3 separate regions of the Homo sapiens genome follow, and all the other regions are linked to region 3. Evidence: chromatin loops called from intact Hi-C (ENCODE). Cell type or tissue: mammary epithelial cell. All regions are shown on one strand.

The links. Peaks named below come from ENCODE experiments on the same cell type or tissue, not always from the same donor. Only the 100,000 strongest peaks of a DNase experiment are listed, where the experiment ranks them.
Region 1: it touches region 3 in a loop (5-fold over the local background); 3 of 110 quality-filtered maps call a loop at or near these places.
Region 2: it touches region 3 in a loop (2.8-fold over the local background); 2 of 110 quality-filtered maps call a loop at or near these places.

What each region holds. Positions count from the first base shown.
Region 1 is chr6:54,991,826-54,994,325 of GRCh38, forward strand. No RefSeq gene overlaps it. Among named protein-coding and RNA genes, the nearest start is that of FAM83B, 150 kb to the left of the region's middle. In mammary epithelial cell, a CTCF peak has its summit at 1,188 (motif pointing left); no DNase peak of the experiment used is centred here.
Region 2 is chr6:54,513,967-54,516,466 of GRCh38, forward strand. No RefSeq gene overlaps it. Among named protein-coding and RNA genes, the nearest start is that of TINAG-AS1, 150 kb to the left of the region's middle. In mammary epithelial cell, a CTCF peak has its summit at 1,219; a DNase peak (open chromatin) is centred at 1,265.
Region 3 is chr6:54,696,609-54,699,108 of GRCh38, forward strand. The region is part of intron 1 of LOC107986606 (a long non-coding RNA gene); the gene reads right to left. Among named protein-coding and RNA genes, the nearest start is that of FAM83B, 150 kb to the right of the region's middle. In mammary epithelial cell, a CTCF peak has its summit at 1,011 (motif pointing right); no DNase peak of the experiment used is centred here; H3K27ac peaks cover 636 bases.

The sequences.
Region 1 (2,500 bases), 300 kb after region 3:
ATCTGCCTTGGGGCTTCCACCACTGTCAATGCCAACATCCAGCCAAGGAGGGAGTGGGGAGAGTGGGCATCTTTGTGGATTCTGTCACTGTTTCTGTGGGAGGGAGGCCTGAGCAGGCCTGTCATGCCTGACAGCTGCTGGCCTCCACTGCTCTCATTGATGGGGACTATCCTCCCTGTCGACAGGCACTCTGTACAACTGCCCTGCCCCTGCCTAATCATTTCAGCTGTGGCCTGGTGCCCACCTGAGAGCCCAATTCCTAAAGTCCTGTGATCTTCCCTGGCACAGCTGTCATGGAATGTTCTACAGCTGCCTGAGTGTTTTGCTTGCCCCTGCCTGAGTGTTCTACCAGTGGCCTGGGAGCTAGCCCTCCCTTCCCTAACACAGCCAGCACCTGAAACCTGAGGAACTGAGAACAAGTCCACTGGTCTGGACCTGCCCTAGTCCCTGTAGGATTGTGCACACTATCCAGGGGACCATCCAGGGGCCTGAGGATTGGAGGAATGTCTAGCCCAGTCCACAACCACTGGCACCTCCACACACCCAACCAGCCAATACCACCACAGGTGACACTCACCCACACATGTTGAAAGGCAGAGCCCCTCCTCCTCTCTATACAAAGCAGCAGTATTCATGCATCAGAGTACAAGTGAGCCACAAAGATATATCCACCCCAAAGTCACTCCCATGAAGATCTTGGGACAGGTGTTTTCCATGGCTCTCAGCTACATTGTGGCCTGGAGATAGCAGTGTCTTTCTGAACTGAGAGTCTCGAGTCCTAGGACAGGGATGTGACAGAGAAACAGTTCACATTCCTGCCTGCCCAGGACAGGGAGCTGGTGCAGCCCCTTTTCATAAATGACAAAATTAAAGCGGAAACTTACAAGCCAGAGACCTCAGCACATTTCACCAGGAGCTCAACCACCCACCCCTATCAGGGCTGGTGCCTGTGCTTGTCACTGGGGTATTTATGAGTGAGCTTGGTAGTTGGTGGCCCAACTCTACCCAGCTTGGTCCTCCCCACCCTCTCCACTCCCTGCTGACCAAGGAACTTAAGGCAAGGGGCACTCCACAGAGAAGCCCATCACCTGAAATACCAGAGAACACCTCTCAATAAGCAAAGACTAAGCACACACTCAACTGCTGTTGCAGCCAGTTCTTACATGTAAGTGCCACCTACTGGCCTGGAGGTTGAACTGCTCATCACAACACAAAAACTACTGACAGAAGTGTACCAGGCTAAAAAAGTAAAGTCAAAAAAACCCTAAACAACAGACACTACAGTCATACTTTCAATAGTTAGAAAAAAAATCCTATCCAAATAAAAGTAAATTCAAAAATAAGAAGTAACAGTTTCTCCAGGTGAAAAGGACCCAAAACTCCGGCACCATGAAAAATACAGTATCGTAACACCCTTCAAGAATCACACTACCTATCTAGCAATGGATCCTAACCAACATGAAACTTCTGAAATGATAGATTAAAAAATTCAAAATATAGATTGTAAGGAAGCTCAATGAGATCTAAGAGAAAGTTGAAAACCAGCACAAATAAATCAGAAAAGCAGTGTTGGATGTGAATGCAGATAGGTATCGGAAAAAACAAACAAACCAAACAAATGGAGCTTCTGGAAATGAAAAATTTACTGAAGGAGTTACAAAATACAGCTGAATGCTTTGAGGATAGTCTAGACCGAACAGAAGAAAGAATTTCAGAGCTTAAAGACAGGTCTTTCGAGCAAACCCAGTCAGACAAAAATAAAGAAAAAATTTTAAAAAATGAAAACAATCTTTAAGAAATATGGGATTATTTATAGTGACAAAACGTACAAGTTATATGCATTCTTGAGGGAGAAGAAACAGTAAAACATTGGGCAAACCTATTTAAGAAAATCTCCCTGGCCTTGCTTGAGATACACACATCCAGATACAAGAAGCTCAGGGCATACCAGGAAGATACTTTGCAAAATGAACATCATCAAGCCATACAATCATCAGACTTTCCAGTGTCAATGTGAAAGAATCCCAAAAGCAGCAAGAGAGAAGAACCAAATCACATTTAAAGAAAATTCCTTCAGACTAACAGCAGACTTCTCAGCAAAAAACTTACAAGCCAGAAGGGACTAGGGTCCTATTTTCAGTATTCTTAAAGAAAACAATTGGCAGCCAAGAATTTTGTATCATGCTAAACTAAGCTTCATAAATGAAGGAGAAACAAAGTCTTTCCCAGACAAGTAAACGCTAGGGAATTAATCACTAGACCGTACCTATAAGAATTGCTTGAAGGAGTTCTAACATGCAAATAAAAGGACAATACTCACCATTGTAAAACACATGTGAGTACAAAGCTCACACATCCTATAAAGTAATTACACAATTGAGACTACAAAGCAGCTAGGTAATAACATTATGCCAAGAGCAAAACCTAACATATATATATTAACTTTGAACATAAATAGCTTAAATTCTCCACTTAAAGGATATAGATTGGAAAACTGTAT
Region 2 (2,500 bases), 180 kb before region 3:
TTCCAGTATCCCTCAGGCTCTAAGCAGCAGAATGGAAGAGGGAAGATGTTTGTAATACAGATTATATAGCAAACCACATTTTCTGTATGTAAAACTGGAAGGTGTTGGTAGAACTCACCTTATTTCAGTTCGAACATTTTTGCCCACAGTTACCAGTCTTGAACTTACCTGCAGTTTTATTATTAGTATGAGGTTTTTCTTTTTCCTTCCTCTTTTCTTTTCTTTCTTCTTTTCTTTTCTTTTCTTTTGTCTCTTCTCTTCTCTTCTCTTTCTTTTTTTTTTGACAGAGTCTCACTCTGTTGCCCAGACTGGAGTGCAGTGGTGCAATCTCGGCTCACTGCCACTTTTGTCTTCTGGGTTCAAGCGTTCTTCTGCCTCAACCTCCTGAGTAGCTGGGATTACAGGCACATGCCACTACACCTGGCTAATTTTGTATTTTTAGTAGAGATGGGGTTTCACCATATTGGCCAGGCTGGTCTTGAACTCCTGACCTCAAGTGATCCACCCGCCTCAGCCTCCCAAAATGCTAGGATTATAGGCGTGAGCCACTGCTCAAGGCCAGCATGAACATTTTCTCATATGGATGGATTAGGTTGATGGGGGTTCCAGAACTAAGTATGGTTGACTCCTTGACCTTACCTGCTGTCTGAATCCAGTTTGAAGAAAATGCTGGCTTTTTTGGGAAAAACTGTATCTTTCATTGAATCCTAACAGTTATCTTGGGAACTCTGTGGGATGGGGTATTGAACTGGAGCATTGAAAAGCATAGATACATTTTCCAGTTGGCAAGAGATTAGGGAAAATATAAATGTTAAATCAAATTGAGAAATAACTTCCATTGTTAAATAATAGAGTGGCTCTTTTGTTAGAAAAACACACATGAATACTTATCCACAGACCCTCACAAACACACATATAAGGCATTCTCTCATTTCCTGTGAAAAATCAAATGAAAATATTATAATTTACAAAGGAGTGAATGATTGACAGACTTCATCATTTCAGAAGTTATCTGACTCCTTAAGATAATATATAGGTATCTAGAAATATATTTTAGAGAAATACATAAAATATTAAAAATCATATATTCATATATATGTTCATATATAAAAAGTCTGATTATATAAAATATCTGAAATATATATATATCCAGATTGATGATACATATATAGATATATATAGAGAGAGATCCGCACACTAGGAGGTTCTCAGGTTTCCATTACTCACTCCAGGTGGCTCCCTGTGATAACTTATCCAGAAATTGACTACATGCCCAGAACTGGCATCCTTTTGAAAACAGCAGCTTTCCTCAGCCTTGAACTCGCTCTATATTCCATGGCTCAGTAAAATTTAAGTGTCATCCCTGTAGGGTAAGAGTGTATTAGCAAGTAAAATATTTTAAACCATGAATAAAGGACCTAAAGGATCTCTCACTTCTGCTTTTATAATAATTTAAACTTAAGATATTAATTTTAAGGTCACCAGATATGTCACAATAGTGTATCACATAATCAATGTTCTTGAACTTTACATTTAGATAATATACTAACTTTTCTGTTCCACTGAACTTGCTAAAAGTGTAACATACTTTTTTTTTTTTAAATTTGCTGTTTTCTTTGGATTTATAGGTTTGCTTCATTATTCTGACAACACCCTATGAAATTGTAAAAATGCTAAGGAGTCCATATATTTTTGCCAACTTTTCATATGAAAGAAGACCACTCCTGAATTCCTTATATTGTTGACAGTAGTAGAATGAACTATTATTTCAGATTATTCTCAGACATCAGGGAAGGGATGTTAAACTAAAACCAGCAAATTAAGAGGACTCCTGAACTTCATTTGAAATTGGCTTAACAGGCAAAGTGTGGGGGCAAGGTACTCATCAACGTAATGCCTTACCTTTACAGAGATGCCTTACCTTTACAGCTCATGATGAACCTGGAATATTTTCATTTGCCAGAACATAGCAAAATGTTTAAAGAATGATGAAGAGATGTAAAAGCATTTATGATTCAGTTTCAGGGAATTCCCACTTGCCAAATCTTGGATAACTTGAGCATATAATAAATAATATTTTTTAAATATAACTCACCAAATAAGAATTCATAAGTCCACCTAGATAGAAAGAATAGATGGAAGGGAGGAAGAGAGGAAGGGAAGAAGGGAGGGAGGGAAGAAGGGAGAGAGGGGAGGTAGGTAAAATCTTTTGTTACAGTACAATGGCAAAAAGTAAATGTGAAAAAGCATAGAATTAAAAATCACCATTTAGCAAACATAATCATCTATTCAGGCAAGGATCATCAGCCAGATGGTTTAATTAGATTGAAAGTTTGAAAAGTAACAGGGATTTACATAATCTCAAAGTATCTTCCCACAAGGTTCTTATTAGTTACAAAAGGAGTAGTAATACCATTATAGTAGAAATAACTGGCAAACATTATCTAAACCAAGTGATCAAAGTGAACATCACCAGTAAATGGGATAAATCAGCATCATT
Region 3 (2,500 bases):
ACAAAAACTACAGCAATATAATACATGCTCTAAAAGAAATATACCCAAAGTGCTAAGAGATTTCCAACATGGTGAAACCCCATCTCTACTAAAAATACAAAAATTAGCCAGGCATGGTGGGGGGTGCCTGTAATACCAGCTATTCAGGAGGCTGAGGCAGGAGAATCGCTTGCACCCAGGAGACAGAGGTTTCTGTGAGCGAAGATCACACCACTCCATTCCAGCTTGGGCGACAGAGTGCTAAGTTTTTTCACATAAGGGATCAAGTAATGTTTTACACAGCCAGTATCATTTCTATTGCATTCTTAAGGATGGTGAAGTTATTAAATATACTCTAGGTTGATTAACTCCATATACATTTCCACATCATTTTTGCAATGTCACTTTCCCAAACTCCCTTGCATCTAGATGTGGCCAGCAACACAATTATGGTCAATGAAACATAAATAGAACTCTAATGGGGATTTTTGAGAAAGTCTGCTGTCATATTTAAGGCTCTATCCTCTTTTCCACTTTGGCTTATTTATACATCTTTTTGCCTGGACTGTGGAAGGGGTGGCCAACATGCACCAGTCATCTTGGCTAAAGGAGAGAAATTCACTTTGACACCTCAGATCTCTAAGGAACACCAGCAACTACCTATCTGATTTAGTCTTGTTGCATGAGAAGAAGTAAACCCCTACTTAGCCAAGCTCCTGAACTTTGTTAGGTCTTTTTCCTTGCAGATGAACATTGCTAACTACTGCATAGGAGTACATGAGCTCACTTATCAAGGATATGTTGTGAATGTAAAAATAAAATCAGCCATAGGGAATCCACAAATTAAAGTCCATAAGGCCAGAGCTGGTAGTAGAATCTGAGAAGTCCACAGGTAGATTGAAAGGGGAAATATTTGAGAGCAGTTTTTTGGACAACAAAAAAGAAATGGCTTTTCAAGAAATAAATGTTCTCATCTGTCAATTGCTCTGAAATGTGGGTAAAAGTAGACTCTATTGAATTTGACCATTAGAGGGCATTGGCGTTTTGGAGAGAGCAGATTTCGTGAAGTGTTGACAATGCAAGCCAAATTGCAGTGGGAAGGGAGCAAGCAGATGTTGAAAACAATGAAAACAGAATGATGAGGGTACACTTTTAAAACGGCAGAAAGAGACAGGATAGTGGTTTAGAGAGAGAAGCAATGTTGAGGGAAAATTTTTTTTCACTTTAGGATAGAGCAAACTTTAGAAGAAAGCTTCAATGGAGAAATAATAAAATTTTAGGGACACGAGGTCATGGAGGGAGTGGAAGACAAATAATGGCCAAAGGTTCTATGGGACAACCAGAGGAATATTCCCATAAAAGAGGGATATCCATGTCCTTTGGAGAGAAAAGAATGACTATGGATATAGGTGTGTGGAGATAGGAAAAAGGGACACAGACAGAAACTACTACTAATAGTCTTTGTGAGTTTTTTTTTTTTTATTGTTGTTAAAATGTTCAGTCAGCTTCTCTGGTAAGTGGGTGGATGTAAGGTATAAGATTTTAGGAATAGATAAGGGTTTAGAGCAACCAAATGAAGAATAAAATTGGACAAGGAGTCCTGGAGGACCCAGGAAAGTCTTGCAAAGGTGAGCTGAGCAGCCAGCTAAGACTGTGACCTATTGGTTCTTCAATTATCCCTAGCTTCCAGAGACTGACAGTTCCTCTTTCTACACAGGTGTGGGCATGGGGCAGATTATTACATGTGGCTTCTCCTTGTTTGCACCCAACTGAAATTTTTATAAAATGAAACAGTTACAATAAATATCAAGGGAAATTTGGAAGAAGAAGTTAGAAAAGAAAACAGAGAGCCTGAGCGGGTTGGAGTGTGGCAGGTAGAGGAAGTCGTTCCTGTCTGTTTTGCCTTATCGAGGGAGTGATTGTGGATGGATGATACAGACTTCCCACCGTTTTGGGCTCTAGATCTTGCTGTTCTTATGTCTCCCTACCGCTTCTTCAGAGTCACACAATCCAGTGCTTAACTTTACAGTATCTCTAGAAACATAATACCATGATTGTAACCTCAGATTTTCTCTCTTAGGCATTTGTAGATGTTGCCAAAGTTGTATAGATTCTAAATAAATAGCACTTTCATCCACATCTGCTTATATGACACACATATCTATATGCGCATTGTATTTTTTTTCTAATTTATGATTTCATCATATTGTAGAGAAAAAATGATTCTAAAGTGAGATTGGCACTGAGATTTTAATTTTCAAGGGAATCTTTGAAATATTATCAAAGTGAAAAATAAAAATAAATATTTCAGCCTCAGAAAGATATTCAGAAAGTATTCAGAGTCCATGATAAGTAAGGAAATTCTTTCTTTTAGTCAAATATGTTCTTAAAATGCTATGCCATCACAGCTTTTGAATCTCCCTCTAGGATTCCCCGAGGCAGATGATTATTCTGCTGAGACAGAGTATCAGCATTTTGCTGTGGGTTTCCCCTCAGTGAATAGCAGGGGACTTTTTTCAAA